2 separate regions of the Homo sapiens genome follow, and region 2 is linked to region 1. A link is a loop called in an ENCODE intact Hi-C map of the cell type or tissue named here. Cell type or tissue: Calu3. All regions are shown on one strand. Links, peaks and the distances in the headings refer to the core of each region. The heading gives the core; the rest is flanking DNA. Region 1 overlaps LINC01122 (long intergenic non-protein coding RNA 1122). Region 2 overlaps LINC01122 (long intergenic non-protein coding RNA 1122).

Region 1 (8,345 bases), core at 234-8,233:
TATTAGCCACATGAGTATCAGCTTTAATAATTTTCCATTACACTAGATAGATGTTTTTTAAAGGACATTCTAGCAACACCCACCTCAGAAAGCCTATGCTTTAGTTCTCTCTATCTCCCCTCCTGTCTCTTTTCTCCTCCCCAGTCTTCCTGACACCATCAGAAAGAACTTAGATGGTACACCATTCCATAGCATGGTGTACAAAACACCAATATAGCTTATGATGGCTAGTGTTTGGGTATGTAATTACCCAACAGCTATGGTTGAAAATGTGCTTCTTGTTTTGGGGAAAAGGGTGGTTTGTGTACAGCATAAAAACATAAAGCTATCCTCTCACACCTTGGGAGCTTCAGGGCTGCAGGGCTCTGGCTCTAGGGTCATTTGGTGTAATTTGTGTGTTTCACAAGAATTATAATAATATCTTCCATAACCCAGGAAGTTTTCTCCTAAATTGTGCCATCAATTTTCAATTCACTTAGATCCCTATAATTTTATGACTAGAGGGGGCTTTAGAATTGACTTAATCAAATTATGTCATTTTACAGAAGAGAAAGGTAAGGCCCTGAAATGTTAAGTGAGTTGTCATATCACAAAACTACTTGGTATGTAAGTCGGGATGAGTTTCCCAATCCTTTGACTTCTAGTCTAGTATTTCCAACACTATACCATACTTCAGCATCATGCTGTGTCATTACTCTTCCATGCTCCTAGGAATAATATGGATCTCTCTACTAAAAATAAGTACTTCTTTTCAAATCTCAGCCTACTAAAGTGAGAGTGATCTCTGATGACACACTGGAAAACAAGAATTCCCTACGAGGAAAAATAATGAGAAGATAGATTGCCACTGATAAAAAATCAAACTGGGACTGTCTGAGTTGTATGAAATATCATAATCACATTATTAATTGGTGCCAGAAACAATTCTGTATTATGAAGAAAACATTAATATGATTTAAAAATATCAGCCCATGGACCACCTGGAGAATATCTGTCAATGATAAATGTCCCCACACAGTAAGTAGGAATCTCTGCTCCATAGGCAGTGATGTGGCTGCCTAGTTCCTCTATGTGGACTCACCCAAATAATCACCTCCACCATCATCAACACCCAATTTGTTGTGTTTTCTATGCAAAGGGTCAACTAAGTGCCAGGAAGTGACAATCTTCATTTATATCCCAGCTGTAAAGGTGATAGAAAATGGAGTCCACCTACTTGCCTGCCAGAAAGACAGCAGTACAACTTCACACTAGAAGATTATGCCACAGCTCTCTAAGGAAACTCATCCCATAGTCTTCTAATCATGTCACTGATGTCTCTAACCCATGGGTTACATTTGGTTTTCATCTTTCTTGTCAACTTCAGTTAGTCTTTTAAGGTACCATGGGGACATTTTCTAAATCCTTAACAGTGTAACTCTGTCACTATTGGGGAATCACGCAATCAAGCAAAACAATTGGGCTCTGTACCCCCTTTTTCTTCTTTTTTGCCTTTGCCATATAGTTCAAGACAATGAAAAGAGCAATTAACTGCACATTCAGAGACTTGGGTTTCAGTCCTGACACATTAACTACACAGCTTGGGAGAGTCACTTGATCTTTCTGGACCTCATCTCTTCATCTGCAAAATGGAAGCATTGAAGGAGATACACTTACAGGTTTCTTGAATCTTTAATATTCTGGGAACTTCCTACAGCACAGGCCTATCACCAGACACAGGATATCTGAGATTATGAAGTTGCTGGCAGACAAAGTTTAAAATTCTCTTAAATTATAGTGTCTAACAAATCCTGAGCTACCAATAAATAATCAACTGTCAAGTGAAAGCATCCCAGCAGTATTTATTGCCCTGCAAGTTGATATGAAATACTAATGTCAAGTACTAGTAATGGTACTTGAATTACTGTATGTATTCAGGTAATTACTGTATGTAATTTGCAAATATGCAACAGCATGTACATTGTAATGATAAGGATAACAATACAGTTGATAACAACTTAGGCTTGCATAAGATTATTTTACTTAGGGTTTCGAAGTGTTTCATAAACATTGGCTCATCTATTTTCTGAATACCAAAAATGCAAGTTACAGCTGGGAACAGAGACAAGGAGGGAGCAAAAGTGTATATCTATCTACACTTTGGAGATGGGTAATCCAGGCCCTGGCAAAAGTACTGATTTCCCCTGGGTGACACAAAGCCAGGGACAGGCCTGGGAACATAGGCCCAGTTTCTGGGTACGTAGCCTGCTGCTCAAAACACAGTCTACCCCAGCTCTCCAATTTACAGTACAAAGTTTATGACATGGCATTACCCAGGCACTTTCAGGTGTCAATTTCCTTTACAATTTTATAAAATATCATTTGGAAGGAGGAAGAAATTTATGCTTGTGCACTAAGAGCTCTCCTGTCTGCCCACTCTCTTGGGACAAGAGTTTGTTTCACTGAACAGAGTTGCAAATACAAGGCACACAGTGCTGCAAAAGCCATGGGGTTTGTTTTTAATTTAAAGAATGGCTCTGATTTGGCTACACGTTTTAAGCAGGCACTGTATAATACAAATCCACTGAATTCACTCAGATGGGAACAAGTTATGCCATCCTAACACTGTCTAGAATCCAGATGTATAGTTACTGTTTTCTTTTGCTTACCTTTTTTTTTTCTCTTGCTGCACGAAATTAGTTCCTTGGATACCAAGATTCTAGAGGCTCATTGTCTTGCAAAATATTCAGGTGCCTCACAACAATCTAAAATAATAAACCTCCAGTGTTACAGCAAAACACAGATGAAAATGTGAAATAATATATGTGTGTGTGTGTGTGTGTGTGTGTATGTGTATATATATATATGCATGTATACATAAAATGAAATATAGACATGGTATGAGAAAGTGAATTACAAACACAAATAAAGAGAAACCAGGTAGGGAGACAGCAAGATAGCTTCTCTTCCCATCATGTGAACTAAGAAATAGAATGGATGCTCATTAAAGTAGTTTACCGGGACTCCAATTTGTTCTGTGATTAAGAGGTATCGGTTAGAGGAGATTGGTGAGGGAGATCAATATTCTTGTCTTCATTCTTAATTCTTCTTTAATGTCTGTCTCCACAGGGCAGCTGAATCAGAGATGTAGAGTAAATCTTTATCCACCAGGGGGCTGCACTTCAGGGGGAAAAAAAAAAAAGGTCTGGTCTACCTCAGCTAGATAAATCAAGTTGATACCTAGCTTTCTTTGTCCTTAAACTCCCAACTTCTGTTCAAGTGTTGCCATGTTTCTGACTAGTAGATGTGATAAGGATGAGGCATGGAGAATAGTATTGGCTGGAGTCACGAAGAAAGTCATTCCTGGATCTTAAAGTAATATGATGGTGTGCTGTACCTAACTGCGTCTTTCACACCAAAGTACCTCAGCAATGGTATTCTTTCACATCCTCATCTTTCTCTACAACTCAAGCTGAGGGGAATTCTTACCTTTAAAACTCAGTGGTGCCATCATCTGAGGCCCACAGTGACAGAATCTGTCTTCTTCTCTCTGAGTCTCCCAGGTTCAACCTCTCTGGCAGTGGTTCCTAACTAGGGGTTATTTTACTTTCCAGGATACATATGCAATGTCAGGGAATGCTCAATTGTCACAAGTAAGGGGAGGGGTACTACTACTACTACTACCTAGTGGGTAGAGCCAAGGAATGCTGCTAAACATCTTACAATATATAGGACAGCCCCTATCAACAAAGAATTACCCATTCCAAAATGTGAGTAGTGCTGAGACTGAGAAACCCTGCCCTAAAGTGATGGGGACACCTTGATGCTTCAACCCAAATGGCTGGTGGGTGACACACCTCACTGAACTCTGGATCTTTGACCTGGAATTACTCTAATAATCTGAAATGTAATGCTTTCTCCTGCTTCACAACATGTATGTTACATTGAGCTAAACATAGAGGCAATCTTGCTGTCACATGCTCTAAAAAAGGAATCAGAGGTACATTACTCAGGGCACTGCCAATGGGCTAGGAGGTAGAAAAGAGTTTATTTTTCAATTTTTTGTTGTAAGCCTCTGTGCCTATAAATTTTTAAGCTATTTGTACGTTGCAGGCTGCTATGTGTTCATCAAAACCTGTTCCCTTTACTTCCTGGACACACAGACTACATTTCCCAGCCTCCTTTGAAGGTGGATGGCCATGTGACTGAGTATTAGCCAATGGAATGTGAGAGAAAGTGATAACAGCGTCTCTGTGCATAGCCCATAAAAATGTATCACATGATCTTTTACCCTCTCTCTTTCCCTGATCCCTGATCAAATACCAAGTCTCCAGCAAAAAGAATCAAAGGCCAGAAGGGATGATGGATCCATCAGATGCAAAGAACCTGGGTCCTTGAAGAACTATTTTGAAGACCACTTGTTGTTAACTAACAACATCTACACTGGACTTTATGTGAATAAGAAAATAAGCCAATGAGAGTTTGGGGTTGTTACAGCATCTAGCATTAATTACCCCAAATTATTATAATATGCATGAATTACTTTAATTTTACAAGTTATAATTCAAATATAAATCATTTAGTTGGTTTAAAATTTCTTGTGGAAAGCATGTTGCTGTCTGGTTTCTGTTCCAGACTTACTGTAATGCCACTGAAATTTCTTTTGCAAATGTAAACTGACCCATATTACTTTCAACCTTGAAGCACTTCACTGGCCACGCATTACTCTTAGTATAAGATTTTTAAATTTATCATGATTCACATGGCCCTTCACAATTGCAAGAGATCCCAAGGATTGAGGAATAAACTCAGAGGTGTGTGCTGTTGAAGAGAAAACCTTCACCTCCCACTACAGAAAGGAAAGGACCCAGTTATCCCTTTTAATACTGCATGTAGCTAGAGTGTAGACTCAAACAATCTAACATCCTTACTTGAGATTTTAAACCTTAAGGAAATAAAGCAAAACAAAGAGAAAATTGAGAAACTATTCAGGGTGACAGCCATGAGAATGAAGCTGCAAGGGCACCAAATTTCCAGGACAGCAGTGGCAGTGACAGGTACAACCTAGACTGTTCTGCAGCGCTACCTTGGCTATGTGGCCCTGCTACCAAGCTTCCTTTAGAGCTTGCCTATTTATGAATTTGAATTTGGTTATTAAGATTCCCATTGGTGCTGTGAGAATTTATAAATTCCATTTCTGCTCTAGTTAACCAATTTTAGAGTCTATTGCTTGCAAGCAAAACCTTTGAGTAATAGAATATCTTCCCCTCACCCTCAGGATTGCAAGCTCCAAGGGGGCAGAAAGTCTACTTTGTTCAACATTGTATCTCCATCTTCTTCCTGCTACACAGTGCCTGGTACACAGTAGAAGGTGATTAGATATTTTTAAATAAATGCATGAATGAAAATACAGGCAGGCAATCAGGTAAATGCACACATCAGCATCAGCCCCCAAAGGGTGTACTATTCCACCATTCTAAAATCAAGAGTTAATAAGGTAGGAGGTCAGAAAATTAGGGAAGGTAGGGCTGAAGTGGAAGGGAAATGGCACCTAGGTGATGAGAGTAAGGGACTGTGGGGATGCTTTGCTGGTTAAGGGTTGTATGCAAGGAAAGCCAACTCCAACTCTCTTGCCTCTTGCTGGATACTGGAAACAGTGCAATAACTACAGTTTTCATGTAACTCCTAGCAAGTATATCTCTTTCCCAAGTTCTCCAGCAAGTGACTGCTTCCCAAACATGTGGAGCTTGGTACTGAGGAGTCAGAAAACATGGGTTCCCTCTTGAAAGGTGATCTCCCTTTTCCAACCCTTAGTATCCTGGCTCCACCTGCTTCAGCTACTTGGCAGTTTGGCTTTTAGAATTGTATTAGTCCATTTTTACACTGCTGATAAAGTCATACCTGAGACTGGGAAGGAAAACAGGTTTAATGGACTCACAGTTCCATGTGGCTAGGGAGGCCCCACGATCATGGCGGAAGGCAAAAGGTACTTCTCACATAGCAGTGGCAAGAGAGAATGAGAGAGAAGCGAAAGCGGAACCCCCTTTACAAAACCATCAGATCTCGTGAGATTTATTCACTACCACAAGAACAGTATGGGGAAAACCACACCCATGATTCGATTATCTCCCACTGGGTCCCTCCCACAGCACATGGGAATCATGGAAGTAGAATTCAAGATGAGATTTTGGTGGGGACCCAGTGCCAAACCATATCAAGAATTCAACAAAATAATGCATTTCATAATGCTTTATAAATTGATAAAGCATTATACAAATGTATAGCAAGATCTTTAAGTGCACAGTTCACCTTAGGAATGGCAACAAAAATCTCAAAAGAGCACCTCAATTACTCAAGAAAGCAGAATTTCTACAACGTGGGCGGCAAATCCAGTTTACACTGGAATGATACTTTTTCTTCCACAGGTAGAAATCACCCATTCTTGTTAGCGTGGCTATTCAAGAGTGGAAATAAGTTGTTTTATGGAGGTATCACTAAGGGAATGAGGGCTGGTTCAGAATCAATTAAGAAAGGAATGCAAATGAGATTTAGATAGTGGAAATTTTTATGGAAATCCCAGAGAAGCTTTGCATAGAGTGGGTGCACTGTGATATCATGGAGTCAACCTGAGACCTTCTGGAGAACTTCATTCCTGTTCACGTTACTCATTCAGGAAGATGGCCCCTGAATTTTCTCATGAGGCATAATAACGACTGCAGACAGAAGCTATTTCTGATTAGAGCTTCTCATAGAAGACAACAGGGACATTAGCCAGCATAGCAAATCCTTGTGATGCCTGCCACAGAAAGGTAGAGGAAGCACCAGGTTTGCCGCCCTTGGGGATAGAGCAAGAGGCCAGCAAATATGTTGCAATTTCAGTCTCTGGGAGGGTTTTAAGGCCACCATTGCATATGCAAGCACATGAACCCTCCAACTGTGGCTTATGACTAAAGCTCATTTGTAGAGTTTGCTAAAGTCTATCATTGAATATGAACCTAAATTTTGACTCTTTTCAAAACGCATAAGCCCCAGGGAGAACAAATATTTTATACAGGGTGATACGAATGAAAATGCACAGGAGGATGACTAGGGAAATCTGAGTTCTAATTCAGACTCAGCCACCAAATTAACTTGTTTAAGTACCATAACCACTATAGGGGCAAAGAGGTAATACCTTTTCCTTACGCACCACAGCAGTCACGGCCAGCACTCCTATAACAAAAGATGTGTCAGCAAGAGAGAAGCATAACAAATTTATTTATCAATGTTTTATGTGAAACCAGGAGCCTTCAGAAATGCAGACGAAAAGACTCAGGGAAAACTGCATGTTTTATGTTAAGTTTGGGGGAAAACACAGATAGTTGTAGAAAACATAATTGGTTAAAAGTGTATAGTCTAATGGTAATAGACTAAGGCAGGGAAACCCAGCAAGGCCTGTCTGCTCAGATTCTTCCTGGCTCCTCTGTGGTAGTACTCCTTCCCTCCAGGTACAGGGCAGGATAACTGTCGCATGAGGGTCTGATGATCAATTTTCAGAGGAGGTAGGTCAGAGAGTGATCTTTCTAGGTTTTATGGTTTGCTCTAGGGGAGTAAGAGGAGTGGGAGACAGAAGAGCAGGAGAAGGTCAGAGAGACCTTCTTGCTTCAGAGGCTTTCCTGTCTCCTTCAGCTCAAAAATACTCAGCATGTCAAGGTATCATATTTTGGGGTATCATGTTCTGAGCCCTGATCCCACCCTGGAAGTTATTTTCCTCATCTGTAGGATGAGTGTGTTTAAATAGAAGTGGTAGATTTCAAAGACATTCTAGCAGTAGATTTCTTTCCTTAAGTCAACCTTTAATTCATGTTCAATATATAAAAACACATAAGAATGGAAGCACTGCTCTGCTTGGTGCAGAGGGTAGGGACTGGGTAAAAGGCTCTTTGTAGAACAAGTGTGGAAAACATTAACCAAGCTAAGCTATTCACAGAGCTCCATGAACCTTTGTTATTTATGGAGTGAAAAGGGTCTAAAAGTCAATGAGAGGATGGAGTAGGAGGAAAGTAAGAGAGGACAAAGAGCGAGCTGGGGAAGATATGTTTTGACTCATTCACAACTGGGCCTAATGTTGGTCTGGCTGCCACTTAAGCAAATGGTGCTCTGGAATCCTGGGTATTGATGCACAATAAATGGCAGCCTATCGGCAAGGATATAGTAAGTGAGGGTCCTTTTAACCAGGTATGGCTATGGCTGGTCAGGCAATCTCATAAGAGATATGCATGAAGTTGTCAGACTTGTAAATATCTGTGGATAATGCAGTTCCCACTTCAGCCCAACCTTCTGAACTTGCAGCAGGTGCCCACTGGTTGCAAATCAGTGGCTGGGCT
Region 2 (8,345 bases), core at 314-8,313, 110 kb after region 1:
GCTGAAGCGACACCCACCCACACCACTTTATGCTGCCAGATTCTATCACCATCCCAGAACTGACCCCACCAATTTCTACCTGGGACTGGAGGGTTAGAACACATGCCTGTAGACACATACACACACACACACACACACACACACACACACACACACACACACACACACTTAGGCTAAGTAGACAGAAAGCAAAGACATCTGGATAAAAGTGAAAAGTTCAGTCAATCATTAATTTCCCCTTTTCATCTACATATTAGGGAAAGGGGGGCTCAGTATTCTCCCATCAATAAGAACTCTCATTTTAAAAACAACAACAACAACAACAAACTTTTAAACAAGAAAAAAATAGAAGTCAAGTTGAGTTATCTACATTAAAAAAAACTCCAGGTGATAACATTTTAGGTATCTAAATAAGCGTTAATTTGAAAGAAATGCTTATAACTCCATATAATTTTTTTTAAGTTTCACAAAGATTTCTAGACCTGTTTTTTTAAAAATCTACTTGAGAGAGAGAGAGAGAGACTACAAATAGAAGCATGACCTGAAAATAGCACCCACAATAAACTGCATTAGGAAAAATTTAATTAATGGGGTAAACATCCTATGCCAGTTGCATGTTTTTAATACGTGGGGATGTCCCAAACCAGCAACAATGCTACAAGACTGGAAAAGCATATTGTCTTTTCAGTATATAATAAGAGGCAGCCGAATGTAAAGAAATACCTATCCATATGTGAATATAAATAAGAAACCTAATGTAGATGAACAAATTGCTCTTCAGGATGAAGCACAGTGATGGAAGCATTGCTCTGAGAATCCAGGATTATCGAATCTTTATTATTCTTTTTTTTTTAAAAATGCAAGAATGAACAAATTGGCAAGGCTTTTGTTCCAAGATTACTTTCTTATGTATTTCTTTCACCACTTCCTGCTCCACCACCCAAAAGCTCACCTTTAAGTATCGCCTTTTAGCCAGTGATAAGCAAAGTTTCCTGGGCTGCTTTCACAACAACTGCCTGGAAAAGTGCACAATGGAAACAACCACAGCCACCATGAAAATGAATCTCACCTTTGAAACTTCCTTCCCCCAAACAAGTACAGTTATAAGTCACAGGAAATGGGGAACCCATATGCCTGTATTGAAATTTAGATAACTGTAATTATTTGAAATTTGAAATACTGAGCACAAAAATAATTAAATTTGGAAAGGCTCCTAGAACATCATCTAAGCTCCGAACATTACTTCAAAGAGAGCGTCCTTCCCACCCACCTCTATCCAAAACAAAGTTACTTCTTTAACTTCTTTCTCTGGTCTGGAAATCAACATGCCTACATCCTCTTATATTTGAATTTATTTTCTCTGCCAAAACTCAGCATCAGTGCCTTTAGGCGCACATAGGAAATGAAGTGGGTTGAATCTGCTATCTTTAGCTATCCTTCTATGCATGACTAAAAGCTGAACAGAGTTAACTGACCTCATATGTATATGAACTAATTGTATGACAAACCTGTTTTCTCCTTTATATATTAAAAAAAATTGTGTGTGTGTGAGCTTTCTAATCTTGAAATATATACATAAGGATTTTTAAAAATATACTTCATTGCAACAGGTCATTCCATTAATGGAAGCTTATTATATATTATTTCTAGAACAGTTGAGTATAGTTTAGAATTTGTCAAGTTTATTTTCTCTACCTCATTATCGAAGAAATAAAAAATATCAATGAATCCTGAGCCTATTCTGTCAAAATTGGATGGATACTATATGTAATTTAAATTGCAATAAAATTTATGTTTATCTTTCCAGTCTAGATCTAAAAATCTTGGTCTGATTTCCTCTGTAAAGAAAGTAGAAATGGTCAACTCTAATGGAATCAGATATGACTTGAAAGAAACCCAACATTCAAAAAATTTTTTAACTCAGCCAGAAAATGTCAAGATAATTAGTCCCAATCACATAAAGGAGTCATCATTTTACAAAAGTATCCAATGCTCTTTTTTAGCATAAATAATGTTCTAAAATTAACACAACCAAATTTGTTTAAAGTCACCTATAATCTAAATCCCTACAAAATAGCCTATGTAATCCAAAATGCCTCCCAGTTGCTACATATAAACATACTCACATTTTACATCTTGTATGTAAAATTTTGAGTAAAATTTTATATACATAGTATGTACATTATACTTTTCCACTTAAAACTATAGATCAGACATTCTTCTTGCTCATCATAATTGAATGGCCTTTTAAAAGTCTAGCTTTTTTTAAGTCTAGCTTTTAAATAAATGAATAAGTTTTCAATCGGAAGCAGTATCATCATTTTGTTTTTAAACAGGAAGCTTTCATCCTCTGATACCAAATAAAGAATTCAAGGCCAGAAGGACCATTTTTGAAAGCTTAATATTCTTGGTATTTATGTTAGTACCTGTGATTGATCATGCTTCCCACTTAACAATGATCTGAGGGTCCTAGCTGGGAAGCCAAAACTTATTTTGTTCATACCCTCGAACCGTAAGACAACTTAACCAATCAAGATCACTGGAAAGTATAGAGGTTGCTGTTATAAGCCTGTCCATATCCGAGGCACAGAGCTTCTCTCCACGAAAGGCTTCTCCAACAAAAGAATTATTTGCAAATTCCAAACTCTACTCTTTGGAGCTATTCTCCAGAATGCTGAAGCAGTACAACAGCCAGGACCATTTGTGGGCAGGTTTTGTAGCCAAATGAAAAATACATAGAAAACATCTCACAAAAATGGATCAAATCAATAAAGCAAATAAACACTTCTCTTCAGCACTCAGCAGGTACAGACTTATTTTCCCACCCTTCTAAAGTAAATCAGCAATCTATCTTGAAAAATAAAAAGAATATTTCACCACAAATTGACTGCATTTAATAAAATACAAGCTCTCCTGCCCAGACAGAGAAAATTTGAAATCAATAGTCAAATTCCCCATCTTCTCTAAGTGAGAGAAACTAACATATAACTTCACTGTTGCTCCATGAAATTATCCCATGGTTCTTCATGTTGCAGCAAGAACCCTGCCAATTCTTCACTTTTCAGGTAAAGAGGAAAGACAATGCACAGTAAATAAATAAACAAATGACTGTCTCCTTTGGCAAACAGTTAAAAAAGAAAATAATAGTTTCCCTGTTAGGAATAGATTCAGGACACCAATACTTGAAATGTATTGTTAGAAAGTGTACTATCAATTTTTTTTTAATTAACAGATTCCTCTCAAATGGATTTTTGTAACAATTTCTCTAAAAGTAACATGATGCAGGGCTGAATTAGCTAAAGAAAAAAAAATATTTTAAAGAAAGAACCTTAATATGGTGCTTCAACCACCATGGTGGAATACTTTCAAACTGGCACCAAGATGGACACTTGGGCAGACACAAACTGTGGGCGATGTTTTATGATTCCAACCACCATGGTGATGCCTCTGCCAAGCAAGCTTGGGAAGAATGCTCCTGAAGGGCCACAGTTCTGTGGCCTCTGTTGCTGGAAATTTGCATGTGTAGAAAGGTCCCAGGGCAAAATTTGTGGCACTTCGGTGCCCCCTTGTGACCAATTTGGCACCAGCATGAACTACACCAGCCCTTGTAGAAAGTGAGAGCAGGAATTTCTTAAATCCCACAAGAATGCAGGGTGGGGCGGAGAATTATAATGTTCTATCTCTGTGTATGTGAGAAAGTCTGATGCCGGTGCAATGAGAGATTTCTACACCACTGCTTTCTCACAACAATTCGATGCCCTCCACCTGAACCCCATGGCTGGATTTCATCTGAAGATAAACCAGAATGAACAGTCTTGCAGCCCTGGCTCTCAGACCCCCATCAACAAGGGGAATCATTTTAGATTGAAAAATGTTATGTTCTTATTATCTAAATTTAAGAAAATTGGAGATAGCATTTAAAGTCTTTTTGATAGAGTCTTTTGCTTGGCCTCAAATCTCTCTCAAATTTTGAGCCCTGCCAGATTATTTTATACATTTTTATGACACTATTTCATTTCCCCCATCATTATTTTTTTCTACATGCAAAATGACTTTTTTGGAAAATTGTGTCACCAATGGATGCAAGAATGTAACTACATTTATCAGCTCCATTCCCTTTCACCTACACAACACCTCAAAGCATTAAAAACCAATTCTACATGTAATAAAGCTTGTAAATATTTCAGATTCAATGTTGGGTTGAGGACGAAGGACAGTTTCCCCCACAAATACAAATTTGCTTCTGATGTTTATCTCTGCAGATGGTTTGACTGCAGATCCAGAATTGGATTGCCGTTCTGTCTGCAAAAATTACCTGGGAACCATCTACTCCTTCTCAACACATTTATTCACACAGCTCCAAAGACATTCCAGTGTGGGGGTTACATGCTTTCTTTGAAGGAAAGGACTGCTGGAGGTTTCAAACTTCACATTGTATCCAAGGGCTGAAGGATGAGGGAGCCAGTGATAAACCAGAGAAATGAAAGGCAGAGAAAGTAAAGCAGTGTGAGGGAAAGCACATGAATGAAAAAGAATGAGAAGAAAGTGCTTGATCTTGCATTTCTAACAAGTTCTCAGATAATGTTGATACTGCTGGCTTAATCAGTCCCCATATCCTGGGGAAAATGTCCTTTGTATCTCAAGTGGGAATAGAGTACAATTGTGACTCCTTTCTTGCTCTTGTTTTGAAAATCATTAGAAATATCTTTGGGAATCACAACACTGCACTCATGGTTTTCTTTACGCTTTTGGTAGCACAGTGGGTCTCATGGATGATGGATGTTCTGCTGTTCATCTTCAAAGACAGGTAAAGCCCTGGTTGTACTATCACCACTGCTGCTCAGTGAAACTCTCTTGTGAAGTCTCTGTGCATTTTCAGTAGGATGAAGGGGGAAACCCCTGAGTGGCTCTTCAGGATCATAAACTACTGTTGAATACTACTTTCATTGAATATTTTCATTAAAAAAAAAAGGGCTATGAATTAAGGAAAGAGAAATGATTTTTGCTTCTGCTAGTTGAATCTCAGCCTCCACCATACTTTGCAACAAACAAATTGTTTAATTTCCGTCTTAACCCTCTGTCAATATTGCCTTTATTTGGCAAGCCTTTGGTGAGAATGACTTGTACTTCCATGCCCCATGCTCCCTGATGCTAATGGTATTTACTTAAAAAAAAATCCACTTTATGAAGGGTCATGAGTCTCTAGGGGAATGATAACTGCCACAGATAGGGATTGAATCTGTTACCTTGACCTCTCTCACAGTACTTTTTAACCTAGGGCTTTGTCTTGACAAAGTGCTGTGCCTGGAATACTCACAAAGTAAGGTTACAAGTAATGTGTTGCTGCTACTAGTAAAGTACGAAAGTTTGTGAGAGATTTATATTCACATCCATACACTACATCCAGACATGAGAAGAACTTCAATGTCATCTATGGAGTAAAAACACTGCAAATTGTTTTCCTAGTTTTTGCTCTGGGAGATGTGAGAGAGAGGTCTAGAGTTCCAGTTGGTTCCCTTGCTCACCCAGGGCCTAGGACTCAATGCTTGACCCCTTGCTCTAGCAGATACTCTCAGGGACAGCCACCATGCATAATATTTGCCAGAAGAGTTAAACCACCTCTTCCTATTGAACGTGTCTTCAGCACAGAGTTGACTTGGGAACGAGACAGTGAGTCCCAGTGACCTAGAGCCCAGAAGGAAAAGATAAGAAATGTTCTCAGTATCGAGGCTTCTCTATTCTAAGTTGGAGAAACTGACAAAGGTATCATCCACAGTTTGCTTAGAAATATCTTCTACCAGACAGTCTCATAACCTGGTCCTTTACTTCACTCAGGTGTGCTCAAAAGCTTCCTCTTTAGAAAGCCCTTTTCTGATCACCCTGTCCAAAAGAGCAATCCTAACTCAGACATTCTTGATCCTATATACTGCTATATTGTTCTCTGTGGCACTTATTTCTATTGACATTACACTTGATTATTGGCTATCCTTGTCCACAGTTGTATCTCTAATGCACAGAAGAGTGCCTGCACAGTAAGTGCTCAGTAAATATTTATGAAAGGGCCAACTCAATGAACTTTGGGTACATCCAAGTAAGTACAGATGCTTCTTGACTTACAATGGTGTTATGTCCCAATAAACCCATCATAAGTTGAAAATGAATTTAACACACTGATATGGTTTGGATGTTTGTCCTCTTCCAATCTCACATTGAAATGTGACTTCCAGTGTTGGAGGTGGGGCCTGGTAGGAGGTATTGGGTCATCAGGGTGAATCTCTCATAAATGGCTTAGTGCCATCCCTTGGTGATGACTGAATTCTCACTCAGTCAGTTTACACAAGTTCTAGTTGTTTAAAAGAGTGTAACACTTCTTCCCTTTCTCTTTTGCTCCTGCTCTTGCCATGTGATGGTCTGGCTTCTACTTCACCTTCTGTCATGACTGTAAGCTTCCTGAGGCCATCATCAGAAGCAGATGCCAGCACCACACTTCTTGCACAGCCTGCAGAACTGTGAGCCAATTAAACCTTTTGTCTTTATAAATTACCCAGCTTCAGGTTTTTATGACAATGAACTAATGAACTAATACAATATGTAACCTACCAAACATCAATAGCCATGCTCGGAACATGTACATTAGCCTCCAGTTGGGCAAAATCATCTAAGACAAAGCATATTTTTATAATAAATCATTGAATATCTCATGTAATTTATTGAATACTGTACCAAAAGTAAAAAACAGAATCATCGTACGAGTATTCATCATTAATGTATACAGCTGAAGGCACAGTAGGCCTGAAGAATGTTGAAGCACTGAACTAAAATTAATTGCTGGATGATGAGGATGCTACAGATAGTCATGAGTTTATCTTAGTTTAGGAAAAGATCAAAATTCAAAGTACAGTTTCTACTGGATGTGTACCACTTTTACACCACTGTAAAGTTAAAAAAAATAGTAGGTTGAACCATTGTAAGTTGGGGACCATATGTATTTCCCATATGTAAACATTTCCTTAAAAAAAAAAAAAAAACTGAAGAACCTCTGCTCCCATCAACTATCTTCTGCTTCTCCAATTTGGGAATGACATGCCTGAGAGTACCCACATCAGAAAATACTCACAGTCCCCAGGTTAACACAGCACATGGCTCTCAAACTTTATTATACAACACAGTCACCTAGAGAGCTTGTTAAGAACCAGTGGAGCTTGATAGCTAAGCTCTACCCTTAGAGTTTCTGATTCTGTAAGTGGATGTCTGAGAATCTGCATTTCCAGCAAGTTCCCAGATGATGTTGATACTGCTGGTTTAAGGATCACACTAAACATCACTTTTTCTCTAAAATGCTGCAGTCATGGCAGCAGGTGATGGTTGTTAAATACTTTAAGAAATTAAAACACAGACATATTATGGAGTACAATGTACATTTCTCTGCATTTTTAAAAAGAAATGGTTTTCTTGCTGAGGGTTGATTTGGCATGAACGAAGTAAGAGTTTAACTCTTCCACGTGACTAAGGGCACTGGAGTACAGCTGGTTGAAGAGAACTGATCTAAGCCATGTTAGACTCAAGACAAAAGTTTCATGAATGCCCCAAGTTCTTCAATGCAGTGAGTCTCTCAAGAGGTGATGCAGAAGGAAATATCGAGGCCTGGTCTGTGGGTAGGTAGGGTGGGGAGCCCCTCCATTAGGCTAACGACAATTTCAGAGTGACCACAGGAAGCAAAGTTTAGCCTGGCAGTTAGTGGCGGGCAGCCAGGGGGCTCAGGGTTGCCAGAGCTCACCACACAGAGCGAGGCTGTAATGTCATGCTATCAGTTATCTGGGTCAGCCATCTGCGAGGCCTGTTGCTTTTCAATGGTGCTCTCGAGCCTTCAGTTTCATCTTTCTCTTTCACCCAGAAAAGAAAAGAATTGAAGGTAATTTAATGCCTTATAAAAAGGCACATCCTGTAATGTTTGCATCTTCCTTGTCCACATCATATTGCATGACTATTCTGTGGGATCCTTACCAAAAGTGACACGGGGCGAACTACCACTAGAATCCAAAGCAGAGAGTCATCTTCTGGTTGCAGACTGTCAAGGAAATGAAATCCAACCTTTAACCATCATCGTTCTCACTGAATGCATTGACCAAGTGTACTGTGCGTGATGGGCACACAGACTGGAAAAAAGCAGCAGTTTAGAAAAAGAAAAAGACAATTTCAGTGCTTTTGGTGTATGTTGCTTCCTTATCAAATGAATAAAGCTAATTCACTATTTACACATGAAACAAAATCTTGGTTCTGTGTATTCATATAAATATTTCAAAGGCCAGAGATCTTTTTCTTTACCATTTAGGTCTTCTTAAGAG

The links. Peaks named below come from ENCODE experiments on the same cell type or tissue, not always from the same donor. Only the 100,000 strongest peaks of a DNase experiment are listed, where the experiment ranks them.
Region 2: it touches region 1 in a loop (2.1-fold over the local background); 6 of 110 quality-filtered maps call a loop at or near these places.

The regions. Positions count from the first base shown.
Region 1 is chr2:58,866,754-58,875,098 of GRCh38, reverse strand. The region is part of intron 3 of LINC01122 (long intergenic non-protein coding RNA 1122); the gene reads right to left. Among named protein-coding and RNA genes, the nearest start is that of LINC01793, 350 kb to the left of the region's middle. RefSeq lists an enhancer at 1-163. In Calu3, for the core only: no CTCF peak of the experiment used is centred there; a DNase peak (open chromatin) is centred at 4,178.
Region 2 is chr2:58,757,608-58,765,952 of GRCh38, reverse strand. All of the region lies in intron 2 of LINC01122 (long intergenic non-protein coding RNA 1122), which reads right to left. Among named protein-coding and RNA genes, the nearest start is that of LINC01122, 240 kb to the right of the region's middle. In Calu3, for the core only: a CTCF peak has its summit at 3,536 (motif pointing left); a DNase peak (open chromatin) is centred at 3,572.